Regions from separate parts of the Homo sapiens genome. Here region 2 is linked to region 1. Evidence: read pairs that join two places in POLR2A ChIA-PET (ENCODE). Cell type or tissue: K562. All regions are shown on one strand. Links, peaks and the distances in the headings refer to the core of each region. The heading gives the core; the rest is flanking DNA.

The links. Peaks named below come from ENCODE experiments on the same cell type or tissue, not always from the same donor. Only the 100,000 strongest peaks of a DNase experiment are listed, where the experiment ranks them.
Region 2: POLR2A ChIA-PET joins it to region 1 with 6 read pairs; 5 of 35 experiments call an interaction of 5 or more read pairs at or near these places.

Annotation. Positions count from the first base shown.
Region 1 is chr6:42,023,301-42,032,953 of GRCh38, reverse strand. It overlaps a transcript of CCND3 not described here. Among named protein-coding and RNA genes, the nearest start is that of TAF8, 22 kb to the left of the region's middle. RefSeq lists enhancers at 1,803-2,297, 2,046-2,807, 4,280-4,329, 4,069-4,363, 4,109-4,403 and 2 more. In K562, for the core only: no CTCF peak of the experiment used is centred there; DNase peaks (open chromatin) are centred at 4,223, 4,663 and 5,409; H3K4me3 peaks cover 1,281 bases.
Region 2 is chr6:41,740,391-41,750,043 of GRCh38, reverse strand. PGC (progastricsin) reads left to right here and starts at 2,647. Exons shown (of 9, transcript NM_002630.4): 1 at 2,647-2,768; 2 at 5,236-5,386; 3 at 5,530-5,647; 4 at 6,655-6,773; 5 at 7,555-7,754; 6 at 9,434-9,553. The coding sequence starts at 2,710. In K562, for the core only: no CTCF peak of the experiment used is centred there; no DNase peak of the experiment used is centred there; H3K27me3 peaks cover 1,854 bases.

The DNA.
Region 1 (9,653 bases), core at 2,194-7,193:
TGACTAATATAAGGCAAAGGGAATGTATTAGAAGAAGGTCAGAAACTCATAGACTCACTAGGAAAGCTGCAGAACCAGGCTTGGAAATGGACAAAGTGCCAGGGGCTCGAAAGAGAGAACTACAGGAAGATGAGGGCAGCTGGCTGTTACCTCTGCCAGTCTGCACATCGTGGAAATGGGTAGGTTTCTGTGGTACAGGTCAGGCAGCCTGGCTCCTGGATTTACAATAGGGGAAACGGAACTCCCAGAGGGAAGTGGCTGTGCTGTCAGGGAGGGGGCTGGACACCCAACAGCCAGAGAAGAATAAAGTCTACCAAAGGTAACAGGACATGGGCACATTAAAAAGATACCTCACTGTGAGTGGTATACTTAACATGGCAGTCTAGGCGGGCGTGCCCGTGCCCGGCTTGTGGCCTTCTCATGTGCTAAATTCCATCTTCAGAAACCAATTGGCCATAGGTATTGAAATCAAATGCCTGCAAAAGATCCCAGGCCTCTGCCTTGGTAATTCCACTTTCCAGCCTCTGTCCTAATTAAATAATTCTAAGTGCAGAAAAAACCTTGTCAGCTGGGTGTGGTGGCTCACGTGTGTAACCCCTAGAAGTTTGGGAGGCCAAGGCAGGATAATCGCTTCAGGCCAGGAGTTCAAGGCCAGCCTGGACAACATAGCAAGGCCCCATCTGTACAAGAAATAAAAAAGAGTAGTCAGGTGTGGTGGCATGTGTCTGCAGTCCTAGCTACCCAGGAGGCTGAGGCAGAAGAATCGCTTGAGCCCAGGAGTTTGAGGCTTCAGTGAACTGTGATGGCACCACTGCATTGCAGCCTGTGTGACAGGGCAAGACCTCGTCTCTTAAAAAAGAGTCGGCCAGGTGCAGCGACTCACGCCTGTAATCCCAGCACTTTGGGAGGCCAAGGCAGGTGGATCACCTGAGGTCAGGAGTTTGAGACCAGCCTGACCAACATGGTGAAACCCCGTCTCTATTAAAAATACAAAAAATTAGACCGGTGTGATGATGCGTGCCTGTAATCCTAGCTACTTGGGAGGCTGGGGCAGGAGAATCGCTTGAACCCAGGAGGCGGAGGTTGCAGTGAGCTGAGATCGCGCCGTTGCACTCTGTCTCAAAAAAAAAAAAAAAAAAAGAGTCAGTTGCAAAATATATGTGGTAACATGAAAATTATATGGTAACGTTAAGAGAAAAATCAGGATGCAAAATTGTACATATATTTACAACTCTGTATTTTAGACACACACACACAAAGACTTGAAGGAAATATACCACAGTGTTAACAGTGGTTATTTCTTGGGGGAGCAGAACTAAAAGGGTTTTGTTTTTCTAGTGCTTTTTTCACTTTTTGAAATGTTCATGAAAAATCAAAAACATGTCATGAGTTGTGTTTCCATAAGTATTTGGAAAATTAGTCTTCTTACTTTAATAGCATCTCACAGGGGACAGTAGGTGCCGAGAGTAAAGTTGGCAGGAAGGAGTACAGTGTGAAGGCCCAGAGAAGTACCCTGTGAGGTCACAGCCGCCTCTGCCCCACGTTTCCAATAAGCCTGCACTATCTTCCAGCCCTGCAAGTCCTGGGCCACCAGTAAAGTTGTGAAGTATCCAGGTGACTCTGGGGTGACCGGCTCCCGTTGTCATGGCAGTTAGGGGTGGGTGAAGTCAGGTGAGGGGCAGATGACTCAGCTTCAAGCCCCAATAACCTACGGATGGGCACAGAGTGGGTCTGAAGTGGAGCACACATTTCTTTTTGAGGCCTGCTTTTCCCCCTTGTCCCTTTTAGCAGGATGTAGCGGGGAACTAAGGTGGCCAGAGCAGGAAGTCTCCCATAGAGTCTGCCTCCCCAGCTCAGCAACAGAGGAGGAGGTGGAGTCTGGATTGAGCCCCAAGATAAGGAACATGCAGCAGCTGAAGAGGGAGATCAGAATAAACAGCTGTGCCCCCAGGAGAATGAGCTCCACATTCCACTCTTTGACCCCACCCCCAATTCCCACTTCTCCCAAGTGCCTTCCTGCACCCCACCCCCATCCACGCACACTCAGTGTTCCCACCCGCTCCAGGGGCCTCCCCTCCAGCCTTGGCTCAGCTCCCTTAGAGCTGCCTTCCTTCCCCCAGTCCCCTGAGCCAGAGGCTCTGGGGCCGCTCTCCAGCTGTCTGGAAGGAGTGAGTACTCAGGACAGGTGGCCGGAGGCAGATGGAAAGGGGCCTCTTCCAGGCTGGACTCCACCTGCCGGGCTGGGCCACCCTCAGACTCTCCCCTGGGCCGCTCCAGGAAGGCCTGGGAACACAAGAGGGCCAGGCTGTGGTGGTGAGTCTGGGGAAGGCGAGGCAGGACCTGGGGCATGGAGAGGAGACAGTGGAGTGGTCCTGGAGGCCGGGTCTGTGCACATCTGGTCAGCCTCACTGTGGGTGGGCCTTGCCCTCCAGGAGCCCACAGTCCAGTAGGGGAGACAGACAGCAGGTACCAGATGTGCCTCCTGAGGTGGTCTCTGCACAGCTCTGGGAGGTCATGCCTCATCATAGCCTCATCATAGTATCTAGGGGTATCCCCAGCTCCACAGAACAACCAGAAGGCTCCATATTTCCTGAGGGTTCAAGTCACTGCCCCAAACACCCCATATTACTTTCTAGACATACTACCCTGGGATTTAAAATTTAAGAGAAGGAGCAGATATTTCTGTCTCCTGGAGCTGGACCAATCCCTCAGGCCACCACAAGTATAATGAGCACCCCTTCTTCTGTGCTACCCCCATACCAGCTCCAACCTGAGCGGCAAGACCCAGATGGACATGGGCACCTAGGGGCTTTGGGGCAGCACTGGTTTACCACGTGTCCCTCCATATCCTGAAGATGTAGGCCTCCGTGGACACACCTGTATTCCTGAGCTGTGCATGGCCTCTGTCCTGGTTGCACAGAGGATTGGACCCACAGGGCAGATGGGTGAGTGTTTGCCTCAGGTACATTGGACATCTTTGCCCTTGGTGGGAGAATGGTTGAAATAGGGAGGCATGGTGCATTCCAGAGGCTGCCCATTGTCCTGGCTGTCTGCAGGGAGGGCACCCCCATCCATCCCCAGTGCCCAGTGAGAGGAATTTTTTTTTTTTTTTTTTTGAGACAGAGTTTCACTCTTGTCGCCCAGGCTGGAGTGCAATGTTGTGATCTTGACTCACTGCAACCTCCACCTCCGAGGTTCAAGTGATTCTCTTGCCTCAGCCTCCCAAGTAGCTGGGATTACAGGCATGCACCATCATGCCTGGCTAATTTTGTATTTTCAGTACAGATGGGGTTTCACCAAGTTGGTCAGGCTGGTCTCAAACTCCTGACCTCAGGTGATCTGCTCATCTCGGCCTCCCAAAGTGCTGGGATTACAGGCATGAACCACTGTGCCCGGCCCCAGTGAGAGTATGTGTGGGGGTCTCACTGCCCTCTTAGTCTCTAATTGCTGGCAACCTGGCATGGTGCCACATCACTGTATTTAAATCCCTCCTTTGAGGCTCCCAAGGCCGTCTAATGTCCCACATCTTTAACAAACTACTGGACAGGTGTCCCCTTCTATAGCCACTGCCAGCCAGCAGACTCAATAAATATATGTTAATAATAGCCAGGACTAGCTACATAGTTTGCAGAGCCCTTGTTCAAAAACTATTAAGAATTTCAAGGCTGCGTGCAGTGGCTCATGCCTGTAATCCCAACACTTTAGGAGGCAAAGGCGGGAGGATCTCTTCAGGCCAGGAACTCGAGACCAGCCTGGGCAACATAGTGAGACCCTGTCTCTAAAAAATAATAAAAAAAAAAAAAATTAAAAAATAAAATAGCTGGTGGTGCCTGCTTGTATTCCTAGCTACTCAGCAGGCTGAGGTGAGACAATCACTTGAACTCAGGAGTTCGAGGCTGCAGTGAGCTATGATCATGCCACTGCAATCCTACAGTCTTGGCAACAGAGTGAGACCCTGTCTCTTAGGAAAAAAAAAAAAAAACCGTTTCAAGGTGGTGGTGACAGAGCATTAACCAAGTTTGGGACCCGTCCTGAGCATGGGACCCTGTGTGGCTGCACAGGTCACAAACCTATTTGGCCTTGAAAATAGCGAACACGAACGTGTATTGAACACTTGCTGTGTGCCAGACATTGTGCTGGGCTGGGTGCTTACCACGCATAATCTCATTCCTTCTTCTCAACAGCCCTGTTATCCCTACTGTGCAGATAAGGAAACTGAAGCTTTAGCTGAGTCATCTCCCTTGCTGAGGTCATCCCGCTCCTAAGTGCTAGAGCTGGGAACGGAACCCAGCTCATCTGTCTTTGGAGCCTGAGCTCTTTACCCATGCCTGTGGACAGCTTCAGCCTTCAGTGGCAGGGAGGCTGCTGGCGGAGGGCAGCTGCTTCCCTTGCCACCTTCTGCCATATCATGAGCAGGAAGGAAGATGAGGCAAGAAATAGCAGCCGACAGTGTGGCAACGGTGACCGTGGTGGTAAGGGTGTCCAACCCGGCAGAGGCGATGGGCAGACAAAAATGAGATGGGCACAGGAATTGTCTGAGCTGGAGGCAGCTGATAGATAGCACAGCTGTGCTCTCCACACCTCGCCCAGCATGGCCATCGCCGAACCCACTCCTCTCTCTCCCCTGATGTCACCTCCAGCTCTGCCTCTCTCTTCCTCTTTATGGCCACAGTTTCCTCTCCCCAGCTCTCTCTTCCACTCCTTCCCTGGCCACCCTCCACCAGGGAGGTCATCAGGTCTCCTCTCCAGCTGTGTCCTCCGTATTCCCATGCTTAGCATCATAGTAAGAGCAGCCACGATTTAGTGAGCACCTACCACATGCTAGGCACAGTGCTAGGGACTTTACAAGTTTGTAATCTTCTCTCCACAAACCTGTAAGCAATTTTTACCCCCATTTCATAACGGGCGGCCGGGCGTGGTGTCTCACGCCTGTAATCCCAGCACTTTGGGAGGCCAAGGTGGGCGGATCACCTGAGGTCGGGAGTTTGAGACCAGCCTGACCAACGTGGAAAAACCCCGTCTCTACTAAAAGTACAAAATTAGCCGGGTGTGGTGGCAGGAGCCTGTAATCCCAGCTACTTGGGAGGCTGAGGCAGGAGAATTGCTTGAACCCAGGAGGCGGAGGTTGCCGTGAGCTGAGATTGAGCCATTGCCCTCCAGCCTGGACAACAAGAGCAAAACTCTTGTCTCAAAAACAAACAAACAAACAAACAAAAAAAACTGAGGCTTAGAGAGGCTAAGAGATCTGTCCAGGGTTACACAGCTGGTGAGCAGTGAGGAGGAGATTTGGGCTCTGGTGTTAAGCCCACACACTTTCTGCCCTCCTTACCACCTTCCCCATGGGTTGGGTTGGCCTGAGTACAGTGGTTTCCTGAGCAGGGAAGGAGATACGCAATTGAGAAATGGTCAGTTCGAGGGAGGAATAAATTGGGTATGGTGAGAGAGACATTCACCTCCAACCTCATTTGGCATTAGGTGGGGGTGGAGTCGGGTGTCTTTTTTTTTTTTTTTTTTGAGATGGAGCCTCGCTCTCTCACTCAGGCTGGAGTGCAGTGGCGCGATCTCGGCTCGCTGCAAGCTCTGCCTCCCGCGTTCACGCCATTCTCCTGCCTCAGCCTACCGAGTAGCTGGGACTATAGGCGCCTGCCACCAAGCCTGCCTAATTTTTTTGTATTTTTAGTAGAGATGGGGTTTCACCGTGTTAGCCAGGATGGTCTCGATCCCCTGACCTCGTGATCTGCCCGTCTCGGCCTCCCAAAGTGCTGGGATTACAGGCATGAGCCACCGCGCCCGGCCTAGTGGTGTCTTAACCACCTGGAAGGCACTCAGACACTTGGGAAGCTGACCTGATGGAGGTGAAGGGCTGGAGACATGGATGAGGACAAGGCCCCTTTTTCACGCCTTTACCCATCAGCATCTTGGCACCAAAGAATGGGCTGGGATAGGAACTAGGGGAGGTTAGGCTGCTGTAACACAGACTCCAACAAGAGTGGCTTAGCAAAATGGAAATTTCTCCCATACAGATCCGGGTGGGTGATCTGACCCCTTGGTGGTGTTGAGGGCCCAAGCCCCTCCTGTGCCCTTGCGTGTGGGAGATGGCATCCCACCATGGCTGCTGGGTCCGTCAGCCAGCCAGTGGGGAGGGAGGAAAGTGACGAGAAAGAAAAGGCACTGCCCTTCCTTTTCAGAGCATGACCTCAAAGTTGCCAGATGACATCCCTTTGGTCACCAGCTGATCACATGCCACACTTAGCTGACAGGGAGTTTGGGGAACATACATAGTGGAGCTTCTAGTACCAAAGGTACAAGAAGGGAAAGTGGATTTTAGGGGACAGTTGGCAATCTTTGCCATGAGATCTAGATGAGAAGGGTATGGGGAGCCTGTGTCATGTGGGTGAGGATGGCTTTCCTATGGGGACCTGCTGGGAGAAAAATGTTCCCAGCTGGACTTCTTTTTGTGAGGGGCCTAGAGCAGAGGGACCAGAACCCCCTTGGCTAATGCCCTCACGCTGGACTCCCTCCCCTCTGGTCAAAGGTGGAGGGTCTGATTCTCCTTCGCCTTGACCAGAGGCCCCTTGGAGGTCATCATGGAGCCCTTCTTCCAGGAGCACCCTGTAGGATCAGGGTGAGGTTCATTGAGGAGCACCATATTTTCCCCTTGGCAGGGGGGCGGCGGGGGGAGAGGGTCTGTGCTGTTCTCTGATGAGGTAGAGGAGGGTCATGTCTCCATCCCTTAGAGAGGTCGTTGAGAAGGTCAAATGTAATGTGAGCAGGGTCGAGGCAGGGAGGTCAAGGTTTGTCAAAAATAGGGGAAAAAGAGGTTTATTTTCAAACGAGACCTAACAATTGACAGATAGCTTATCCCTTTGATCACCAGTTGGTCACAGGTCACATTTAGCTGACAGGGAGTTTGGGGAACATACGTAGTAGAGCTCTTCTCTGGAGGTGGGAATCTCCATGTGGCTAGAGGCTGACAGGCAGCCTTGTGGGTCCAGTGCTGACTCATTCATTCACTCACTCATTAATTCACTCATCCGCTCAGTGTCTGTTTATTAAGTGCTTACCATGGATACACCGGGTACCATGTTCCGTGTGTGTGAAAAAGGAAAGAACAAGATGGGCACAGTCCCTTACCTCTGTAGCTTATAAGCCTTGTTTTCCCTGGTTCCCTTTCTGCCTCCCTGGGGAGGAGAGACCAGGCCATCACAGCTCTGAGAGAGCCACCCTTGTGACTCAGAGCCCAAAAGGCCCTAAGGGAGCCCATGAATGCATCTGATAGGCCCTCACCTCTGAGCCCGCCATCGTGGGGCGGCCGGGGTGCAGGATGGGCCAGAGTGCCGGAGGGGAGGGCAGTGGAGCATTGGAGGTGCGGTTTCACTTCCCTCTCACACCAGGCGTGGAATCTGATTTTTCTCAGTTTGGTGAGGTGTGTGACTTCTTCTGTGAGCTGAGGGGAGATGTCTTCACTCACCCCTCCTCCAACTCTAGCTGTCCCTCCAGTGTTCCAGGTTGGATGGGATCTCTCCTTCCCATTCTTCCCATTACCCGTGGCCCTAGTTCACCAACTGCACCTCTTTGCTCCAGGAAAGAAGGTGGCGTGGCAATTGGAAATCTCTGTGGAGACACTTCCTCTGTGAGGCCTTGGTCTCTCAGACTTCTCCCTGGGGCTTGGCTTCCTGGGCCCCTCTTGGCCTTGCTGGAAGAGAGGTCCCCCTGCCCTGGCCTGCTCGGAGAGCTGTCAGGCTCCCTGTTTCCTCTCACAGTTAGATCCCAGACCTTCTGTCTGCCTGCGTGCATGGGTCACTCTCACTTTATTCCCCAAGGCATGGCCTCATGCAGGCCCTGCTTTCCTCCCTGGATTTCTTTTTTATTTTATTTTATTTGACTTTATTTTTTGAGATGGAGTCTCACTTTGTCACCCAAGCTGGAGTGCAGTGGCATGATCTCGTCTCACTGCAACCTCCACCTCCTGGGTTCGAGCGATTCTCCTGCCTCAGCCTCCCACGTAGCTAGGATTACAGGTGTGCACCACCACACTGGGCTAATTTTGTATTTTTAGGAGAGACGGGGTTTCTCTCTATTAGTCAGGCTGGTCTCGAACTCCTGACCTCAGGTGATCTGCCCTCCTCAGCCTCCCAAAGTGCTGGGATTACAGGCATGAGCCACTGCGCCCGGCCCCTTAATTTTGTATTTTTAGTAGAGACAGGGTTTCACCATGTTGGCCAGGCTGGTGTCAAACTCCTACCCTCAGGTGATTCACCTGTCTCAGCCTCCCAAAATGGTGGAATTACAAGCGTGAGCCACCATGCCTGCCCTGCTTGCCTGGACTTCTGAGTGGCCCCAGCCTCGCAATGTCACTTCATGCTTTCCTGCTACTGAACAGTGCCAGTGGCATGGCTAAGGAGAGGGACCCTCCTCATCACTGAGGGTGGACTGAGATCCTCACAAGATGCAGGTTCTCCTTCCATGTCACTGGAGGCGCATAAACCCCTCTGCCTCTTCCACACACCAGCTGTGTTATCAGGGTGAATTATTATTATTTTTTTTTTTTGAGACTGAGTCTTGCTCTGTCACCCAGGCTGCAATGCAGTGGCGTGATCTCCGCTCACTACAAGCTCCGCCTCCTGGGTTCATGCCATTCTCCTGCCTTAGCCTCCCAAGTAGCTGAGACTACAGGTGCCCGCCAACATGCCTGGCTAATTTTTTGTATATTTAGTAGGGACGGGATTTCACCATGTTAGCCAGGATGGTCTCCATCTCCTGACCTCGTGATCCACCTGCCTCGGCCTCCCAAAGTGCTGGGATTACAGGTGTGAGCCACCGCACCCAGCCATGGGGTGCATTCTTAACCTCTCTGTGCCTCAGTGCCCTTATCTGTAAGTTGGAGATAATAATAGTATCCACCTTACAGGGCTATTAGGAGGATTACATGAGTTGTTAGGAGGCTTTATGCACGTACAGCACTCAGAACAGTGCCTGGCCCTAATAAGTGTATGTATTAGGCTGTTATTGTGACACAGGTGTTTGCCTGATGTAAACACTGGCAAAACTTTTAGGCCCCAATGCTAGTATATCAACCTAGGGATATCTAAGCCAAATAAAATAATAAAACCTTCAGAGTCAGTCTTAACGTACAGATTCCCCCATTGTACAGTTAAGATGGTCAGTGACAGGGTCAGGACCCTGCTTGCATCCTGTATTTTTTGCTTTTAGTGTTGGATTTTGTACTTAGTGTTTAATAGATGATAGATGGCGGATGGATGAGTAGATACAGACTGGCATTCACAGGTACCCAAAGGATACGGCTACCCTAGTTATTATAATATTTAAATACTACCAGTTCTCGCTATTCTCACCAGTTATATTCTGTACAGTCACCACGAACACCAAACTGGTGAACACTGGCCCATTGCTCCTAGGGGAAATACAGGGTTAGGTTTCTGTGAGCCACTGGTCACAAGACTTTCATCAACTAATCAATACATAACTTTGTTTTCTGTGTGTTTCTGTTTGAAGACACCTTATTGAATATATAGTTAACTCATTAACATTGAACTCATGCCCCACAGCACGATACTTCATGCCCAAACAAACCTGATCTAATGTATTTTCTCTGTAAGGCGCATACAGTCATCTTGTACTTAGAAACATTC
Region 2 (9,653 bases), core at 2,635-7,634, 280 kb after region 1:
GAGTTTTATTTAGTTAGCAGTGGGCTTCTGATGAGTTTTGATGCAAGTGATGCTTAAAGGAAATGAGACTAGAAGGCGATAAGAAAAAGCCTGGGCACCACCACCATGAGGGGACCTGAGGACCCAGAATTTGACAAAATCTCCTGGGGGTGTAGGCTAGCAATCAGAGCCCTGGGATAACGGGGTGTGGGAGCTATAACTAAGCCCCAGCAAGACAATCTCCTGAGCTCTATCTATTGTTCAGAGATTTCCTGAGCTCTGAGCCAGGCACAGGGATGCAAAAGCCATGGGCTCTGCTCTCTGGGAGCTTCTAGTCATGTGGGTTTTTTCAGATATGGGGGGCAGCAGACAGGGCAGACCACAGGCAGGAGAGGACTTGGGATCTGACCGAGCTGTCAGAAGATCAATTGAGTAGGCAGGGGCTGTAGGCCCCAGGGTCTGGCAGCCAAGCTGGGATGCCCTAGCTTGATGCAGTCGATCAGGGACTCTCGGAAGGGATTTGTTGTGACTTCTTGGGTGTTTGCGGAAGGTTAGCCTGGCAGCAGCCAGACTCCTGGAGTCCTACCAGATAAGAAAAGGGTCCCTGAAGCTTTTGTTGGGGAATCTGGAGGCCTCACATGACTTAGGGGATCCCATGAATTCTGCTATATTAAAGGATTTGGCAAGATTCCAATGACCTGGGCCAGGCGCGTGGCTCATGCCTGTAATCCCAACACTTTGGGAGGCTGAGGCTGGCGGATAACGAGGTCAAGAGATTGAGACCATCCTGGCCAATATGGTGAAAACCTGTCTCTACTACAAATATAAGAAAATTAGCTGGGCGTGGTGGCACGCACCTGTAGTTCCAGCTACTTGCGAGGCTGAGGCAGGAGAATTGCTTGAACCCGGGAGGTGGAGGTTGCATTGAGTCAAGATCGCGCCACTGCACTCCAGCCTGGTGACACAGCAAGACTCCATCTCAAAAAAAAAAAAAAGATTCCAATGATCCTATAATTTTATTTACCTGCTTCCCAAATATGGGGACTCCCCTCAACCCAGGGAAGGCACTCCCTATCTTGTCTTTCACCTCATAGTCCAATGTACCTCTGGGGACCACAGGGAGGAATGGAAGCTAAGTTGGCTTGAGACACCATCAGGTAGGGACCTCCCTCTCTGTGCCAGGCCCAGCTGACTTCTAGTCCTCCCTCCCCTCCCCCATTATAAGGCTTGGGGAAGCTCCAGGGCTCTGGCTGGGCAGTGGGTAGCAGTGGCTAGAGTGGAAAATCCCCCACCAGCTGGATGATATCAGTGTTTACAGATCTGGTCCTGGCCTTCTGCCTGGGGCCTGAGGACCTGACAAATCTGCCTGGAGCCCTGAGTGTGGGGTACGAGGTCGCAGAGAGGCTATTGGCACGGGGATTTTTTTCCCACTCACTCCAAAATGGAGAGCTGTCCTGGGCCAGGTGAGCAGGCACTGGGCCAGCTCCAGGTCACCTCAGGCAATGGGAAGCTGGTAGCTGGGAAGTGGGGTGGGAGTTGGGGGAGGTGGGGGAGGGGGTGCCGAGATGAGGGATAGAGGAACTAACAAATCAGACTTGGGGGCTGCACAAGGGCTTGGGAGTGGGTCATGGGAGACATAGGCACTTTAGGAGAACTGAAGACAGAAGCAGGGACGCAGCGGGGCAGAAGAGAGAACGAGGAACAGCAGCAGGGCGCAGGCCTGTCCCTCTTCATATGCCCCTGCTCCAGGCCTCTGATCTAGGTCGGTACAAGAGGCACAACCAGAAGCTGGTGTGGCTTACTCTGTGAGTGTGTCCTGAGCATTTGCTGAATTATGACAAGCATTTCTCCAAATGTCCTGTTTGACCTTGAAAGCCTCTGAAGCTGCTCAAATAGCTGTGACTTCAGCCATTGTCATCCCAGCCCCACCACCAGCACCAGAACTCCCGACACTGCCATCAGCACCACCCTCACCATCACCATCATTGTAACCAGCATCCTAGCTACTAGCTACTGACCTCTTGACCCCCTGACACCCCTATCTCCTCCCCTGAGGGTTTGAGGGTGCTAGGAGTTAGGAGTGGAGTCAAAGCTTCAAGTACATAACCTAGAGACAAGCAGTTCTCAATGATTTTGCCCATCCAGAAGACACTTAGCAGTGCCTGGAGATATATTTGGTTGGCACAATGGGTGGACTGCTCCTGGCATCGAGTCGGTAGATGCCAGGAATGCTGTTAAACATTCTATAGTACACAGGATGGGGCCCACAACAAAGAACTATTTGTTCCAAAATGTCGACAGCACTGAGGTTGCGAAACCCTGGCTATAGATCCTATCTATCCCAGCACTCTGCCTCTACCTTTTTCTGGCCCTCGTCCCTAAATGCACACATTATGCCTCTGGTTTGGGAACAAGACGTAATCTTCACCACTCCATCTTACGGCAACTTTCTCTCTTATCGCTTGCACCTCCTGGCCTCCGATGCTTGAACCAAAAAGTCAATAAGATGAAAGTCTGTTGCGGCCACCCTCAAGAAGGAAAAATACACAGAAACGATACACGAAGCACAGGGTACACCCTGGGTTGAGGTCATGGCTGCCCAGGGCAGGGAGGCAGCGATTAGACTAATCTTGGGCGTATAAAAGAGGAAAGAGTGCCCAGGTCTTCACTCCACTGCGACTGCAGAACTCAGAGCTGCTCTTCCTCTGTGGCCAGTTGGGGACCAGCATCATGAAGTGGATGGTGGTGGTCTTGGTCTGCCTCCAGCTCTTGGAGGCAGCAGTGGTCAAGTGAGTCTGGGATCTGGCTGCTGGTGCAGGGAGCCTGGATGGGAGCCTAAAGCCCTGCAAAGGGCAACTGGGCCAGGGGACACCCTGCCTGTCTCTACTCTGGGACTTCTGCTAGGGGAAGGGAAGTCTCCCTTTGCTGATGTTAGACAGGACACATGGGTGGAAGGAGACACAGCCCCTGCCTTCAGGAAACTTCCTATCAAAGGGAAAAGCACGATCCCTTCCCCCATCTGATGAGGAAAGATGGACCTGAAACAGAGGTGGTAAGGGTGACTACTGCCCAAGCAGCCCTTGAATGGCAGGTGTGGATTCTTCTCACAGAAGGGAGCAATCCTTTTTGGATAAGGGATATCTTATCCACTATCCTCTCTAAAAGTTGCTTTAAGGCTGAAAATTTACTGGCAGATGCCAAAATCATCTAAGCAGAAACACCAGTAAATGTAAATCTCTACACCTGAGGGGTCAGGAGAAAACTCTGGAGTAGATGGCATGGCTCACAGGCCATCAGGAAGGCGCCCAGCCTGCCATCCTGCCTGTTATTTCTCTACCCAAGAGTACTTCCTGAGGCCAAGAGCTGGCTCCTCTCAGAAACTCCTATCAATATGCATATTTGGTAGAGGTGGTTAATTAGTCTTCATAGCTCAGGGTGAAGGGGTTTAGCAGAGAATTTCTGGAGAATGCAGAGTCCCCAGGGAATGGGGATTAAGCAGAATTCTGGAGCCTAGAGCAAGGCCAGAGTGGACCCCTAGAGACTCCCAAGCAATGGCAGCAAGCAAGTCTGGGAAGGAGAGTGCCGAGGGTGTGACTGAGCCCATAGGATGGGACAGAAACGGTGATTTATAAGTTCCAACTCCAGAGCTGATCTGTGCTCCAGACCACCCAGGCCAACTTCCCGTGGTCCTGGTGTCCTGAGAGGAGCAGTGATGGGGCCTAGGCCATGCGATTAGCAGCTGGGACAGAACTAGGACTCTGTGTCCTGAGTCCCAGCTAGTGCTGTTGCCGTTGCTCCATGCTCTGTCACATCCAGCTGGTGCCAGGTGCCTGAGGGCTGCCGTAGAAAGGAACTCTGGGGTGAACTTTGCCATCTCTGAAATCTTCTTTGTTTTTTTTTTTGAAACAGAACTTCGCTCTTGTTGCCCAGGCTGCAGTGCAATGGCGCGATCTCGGCTCACTGAAACCTCTGCCTCCCAGGTTCAAGCGATTCTCCCACCTCAGCCTCCCGAGTAGCTAGGATTACAGGCATGCGCCACCATGCCCGGCTAATTTTGTAATTTTAGTAGAGATGGGTTTTCACCATCTTGGCCAGTCTGGTCTCGAACTCCTGACCTCAAGTGATCCACCCGCCTCGGCCTCCCAAAGTGCTGGGATTACAGGCGTGAGCTACCGTGCCTGGCCTGAAATCTTCTGTTAAAAATGTGCATTTCCTGGGCTGGGCGCAGTGGCTCACGCCTGTAATCCTAGCACTTTAGGAGGCCAAGGCGGGCGGATCATTTGAGGTCGGGAGTTTGAGACCAGCCTGACCAACATAGAGAAACCCTATCTCTACTAAAAATACAAAATTAGCTGGGCATGGTGGCCCTTGCCTGTAATCCCAGCTACTCAGGAGGCTGAGGCAGAAGAATAGCTTGAACTCGGGAGGTGGAAGTTGAGGTGAGCCGAGATCAAGCCATTGCACTCCAGCCTGGGCAACAAGAGCGAAACTCTGTCTCAAAAAAAAAAAAAAAAACTACATATCCTGGGCCAGGTGCGGTGGCTCACACCTGTAATGCCAGCACTTTGGGAGGCCTAGGCAGGCGAGTCACGAGGTCAGGAGATCAAGACCAGCCTGGCCAACATAGTGAAACCCTGTCTCTGCTAAAGATACAAAAAATTAGCCAGGCATGGTGACAGGCGCCTGTAATTCCAGCTACTCGGGAGGCTGAGGCAGGAGAATTTTCTGAACCCAGGAGGTAGAGGTTGCAGTGAGCGGAGATTGTGCCATTGCACTCTAGCCTGGGTGACAAAAGTGAAACTGCGTCTCAAAAAAAAAAAAGTACATATCCTGAAAAGGGTAAAGCCTAAAGTCCCTCTTCCTTTCCTGGGGAGGAATCTATGGGATATTTGACAGCAAAGGGCCAGGGAGATAGGAGGACCCTTGAGATGAGGTGAGGAGTGCATGCATGGTGAAATGAATGGTTTTCTGAATCTTAGAGCAAGTGCTGAGAAGAGCTTTGTAAGAAAGAGGGGAAGAGGCAAAGGGAGGAAGAAACACGCGCGCGCGCACACACACACACACACACAGAGAGACAGACAGACAGAGACAGAGAGCAAAAGGCTGAGAGAGAGAAAAAGACACACACAGACAAGGGGGAACAAACAGAGTGGCAGGGAGGTTGAAGCATGCAGTTAAGAGAAGGAGAGAGAGAAAGAGAGGAGTGGGAAGAGAGGAAGGAGGGAGGGCCTTGCCTCATATGCAACCTTTCTGTAGAGTGCCCCTGAAGAAATTTAAGTCTATCCGTGAGACCATGAAGGAGAAGGGCTTGCTGGGGGAGTTCCTGAGGACCCACAAGTATGATCCTGCTTGGAAGTACCGCTTTGGTGACCTCAGCGTGACCTACGAGCCCATGGCCTACATGGATGTGAGTCCTGACCCTTTCTGGCGGTAGCCTTCTCTCTGGTGTGGGCTGGAGGGAAGGGGCAGGTCCCTTCACTCCTCTGCCCATGGAGGAGCCTGGGGCCCCTGGATCCCTCTGGAACTAACAGCTTGCTCCATGGCCCCCAGGCTGCCTACTTTGGTGAGATCAGCATCGGGACTCCACCCCAGAACTTCCTGGTCCTTTTTGACACCGGCTCCTCCAACTTGTGGGTGCCCTCTGTCTACTGCCAGAGCCAGGCCTGCAGTGAGTGCTGGGCTGGGCAGAGAGGGGTGGTTGGCAGGGCAAGGCACTGATACCCTCTGGGGAGGGCCAAACTTCCAGAGGGAGCTCAGGACTGAGGGGAGCTCAGTCCTGGGGAGGACCAGGGACATGTGCAGGGCCACACAGCATGCCCAAGCCAGAGGAAAGATGCTGGTCCTGCAGCTGGATGGCCCCTTTGCCTTCCCTGCCAATATGTATCCCTTTGCTTATGCCAGCCCCTAACTCCCCACTCCCTTTTATTCCACTCTCCCCATTCTGTTTACTCTGGGCAGTGCCATTCCATTCCATGTGACTAATTTCCAGTCCATTCCATCCCACTCCATCCCACTCCATTCTACTCCATTCTATTCTGCTCCACCTCAGTATTTACTAAGTTCTCACTGAGTGTCTCCAAGAGACACAACAGAACAATATAGGATGTGGGCTCCGTACTATAGTGGTTTTGGGAGACAGGCAGTGTTTGCTTTCTTAAGGTTGCCTTGGTCCCTGCTGAAGCCTTGGTGTTTGGGTCCTGATACCTTTGGCCCAAGGGGTCCCTTGATGTCCCCACCCTATGTTATGACTGGCTTCTTGATGAGTGAAGGTGGGGAGTACTTGGGGATGCCCTGGAGGGCTGGGGGGAATGCTGGGATGTGGTGCAGGCCCATTCACTTCTTCATCTGATGAGTAATTACTCAGCACTGCTGTGAGCCACGTGCTTTGCTGGGGACCAGGGACTCAGGGCTGGGTTCTCTGCAAACCTGTCCACAGGGAGGCCACAGTCCTGAGGCATCCCAAGATTCTGTAAGTCAGAAGGGGCTTTGGGGACAAGGCTGGCCAGCTCCCATGGGCCTTCCAATGCCACCCCTTGACTTGGCAACCAGGGGTGCTGAGGTCCCAGGATGTGAGCGCAGCCTGAGCGAGAGGCTGAGGTGGGAACCCGGCAGGCCTGAGAGCTGAGCAGCCCTGCCCCAGCCGGCCTGACTCCCCATGCCCTGACTCCCCTGCAGCCAGTCACTCCCGCTTCAACCCCAGCGAGTCGTCCACCTACTCCACCAATGGGCAGACCTTCTCCCTGCAGTATGGCAGTGGCAGCCTCACCGGCTTCTTTGGCTATGACACCCTGACTGTGAGTGGGCATGGGGAGTGGAGGCTGGGGCTGTGAGCTATAAGCTGGAGGGGACAGTTAGATGGACTCTCCTGAAACACGGTGGAATGCTAGTGTTCTGGTGTGCAGGACAGGAAGGCAGGACAAGACAGGTCCATTCAGTCACTCCCCCAACACTCACTGGTGGCCACCATGTGCTAGGCACTGGGGCACCATACTGAACAAGAGGGACATGGTCCTTTTCCTTAAGAAGCATAAGGCCTGGGGAGCTCAGAGAAGAAGGAGACGGGTGAGGAGGTGAGCTGTGGCAGTCAAGGAAGGCTACGCAGGAGAGGTGGCTCCTGCAACACCTGTCAAGAGGCAGAGGTGGCTGGCTACGGTGGCTCACGCCTGTAATCCCAGCACTTTGGAAGGCCAAGGCGGGCAGATCATGAGGTCAAGAGATAGAGACCATCCTGGCCAACATGGTGAAACCCTGTCTCTATTAAAAGTACAAAAAATTAGCTGAGCGTGGTGGCACGCGCCTGCAGTCCCAGCTACTCGGGAGGCTGAGGCAGGAGAATCGCTAGAACCAGGGGAGCAGAGGTTGCTGTGAGCTGAGATTGCGCCACTGCATTCCAGCCTGGTGACAGGGCGAGACTCTGTCTCAAACAAGCAAACAAACAAACAAGAAAACCAAAACAAAAAAGAAGGGGGCAGAGGTGAGGAAGGGATGAACAGAGGCTTGAGGAGTCTCTAGGGGAACCTGGAGGAGGTGAGTGGAGTCAGACTGGTCACCTCCCCTCGTTTGTGTCTCCATTAGGTCCAGAGCATCCAGGTCCCCAACCAGGAGTTCGGCTTGAGTGAGAATGAGCCTGGTACCAACTTCGTCTATGCGCAGTTTGATGGCATCATGGGCCTGGCCTACCCTGCTCTGTCCGTGGATGAGGCCACCACAGCTATGCAGGGCATGGTGCAGGAGGGCGCCCTCACCAGCCCCGTCTTCAGCGTCTACCTCAGCAAGTGAGCAACCAGCTGGCCAGTCCCCACCTCCCGGGATGCTCCCCCGGCCGCCCTGGACGACTGAGGCTCAGTGCTCAATGCTTTGGGGTTTGGAGGCATCCCAGCGGGCATCTGGCTCCAGTCAGTCTTGCTCCAGGGCCTTCCTTCCTGGGCTTCCTCTCGAATCCTCTCCCAGCCACCCGACCACACCCCATCCCTGCACCTGTCCCCAGTCCCCTCCGACTTGTCTTTGCATTCCATGGCCACGATGGAATGAATCTCTTCCACAGCAGCTGAACTTTGCCCTGAGTTTTGCTGCTCTGATTCTCAGCACCCCTTGGACAGGCTTCCTGGTGGAGAAGCGGGTGGGGCAGTTCGCTCACTTCCTTCTGACCGAATGTTTTCTACCTGTATCCCTCTTTTGCATAGTAATGTATTGCTTCATCTCCTTTTATCTATTGTTCTAGCCTGGTCCTGGAGTCTTCTGGTCTAGGTCCACTGCTGACCCCTAGCAGGTTGTTATCCTTGCCAGTCAACACAAGCATGTGCAGGCATTTAGTGAGACAGGCAGTGGGTGGGGGTGAGCGGCCTGGGGCCTGCTTTTCTTTGTTCTTCTTCAGAATTAACCAGCAACTTGCTTTTGTTTTGTTTTGTTTTGTTTTTTTGAGATGGGGTCTCACTCTGTCACCCGGTCTGGAGTGCAGTGGCGCAATCTCGGCTCACTGCTACTTCTGCCTCCCGGATTCAAGCTATTTTCCAGCCTCAGCCTCCCAAGTAGCTGGGATTACAGGCATGCGCCACTGTGTTCGGCTAATTTTTGTGTTTTTAGTAGAGACGGGGTTTCACCATGTTGGCCAGGCTGGTCTCAAACTCCTGACCTCAGGTGATCCACCCGCCTCGGCCTTCCAAAGTGTTGGGATTACAGGTGTGAGCCACTGCGCCCGGCCTTAGGCAGCCACTTTCTAGAGACAGTTAGCTTCATTGGACTAATCTGGGGAATCTGAAGTTCAAGGACCTCACCCTGTTACTAATGTTGCTAACTTCCTCTCCACCTCTGTTTATGATTCCTCTGCGTGTAAACAGAGCAGCTCCACCCAGCTCCACACTCCAGCTACCAGAGAAGCCTCTGGAACAAACATGGAATATCCTTACCCCCTTCACCAAGACCCTACCTGTCTCCAATCTCAGCAGAAAAGTAACAAGCTGGGCCGGGGTGGGGATCCCGGTGACATGTCTACCAGAGGCAGGAAGCGGAGGGGAGAGGAGAGCAGAGTGTGGGCTGGGGGTCCCAACCACTAGGGGACCCCCCAGAAGTCAGCATCATTCGGGAGCCTGAGGCGCTGGGAATTCCAAGGCCTGGCCAGAAAGCCCCAGTCTAAGGGACGCATCCCAGTCCCCAGGGAGCCCCAATCTAAGGGATACAGCCCCATCCTCAGGGAGCCCCAGTCTGAGGGAGACACAGACTCGTCCTCAGGGAGGCCCAGTCTAAGGGACACAGCCCCATCCTCAGGGAGCTCCAATCTAAGGGATACAGCCCTGTCCTCAGGGAGCCCCAGTCTGAAGGGAGACTCAGTGCTCTCCTCAGGGAGCCCCCGTCTGGATCAGGGAAGGAGCTCTGTTTCCCTGTGGAGGTGACTGCTCAGGAGGAAAGTCCTTTTCCATGGCACTCCCTGACTTCCCCTTCCCTTTCTCTCCTGCAGCCAGCAGGGCTCCAGCGGGGGAGCGGTTGTCTTTGGGGGTGTGGATAGCAGCCTGTACACGGGGCAGATCTACTGGGCGCCTGTCACCCAGGAACTCTACTGGCAGATTGGCATTGAAGAGTGAGTCTGCGGTGGGGCCCTGGGGATGTGGCACTTCCTTGGAGTGGGCTTCCAGGCCATGTCACACACACACACAGTCTGGCACTGCTCTGGGATGGGG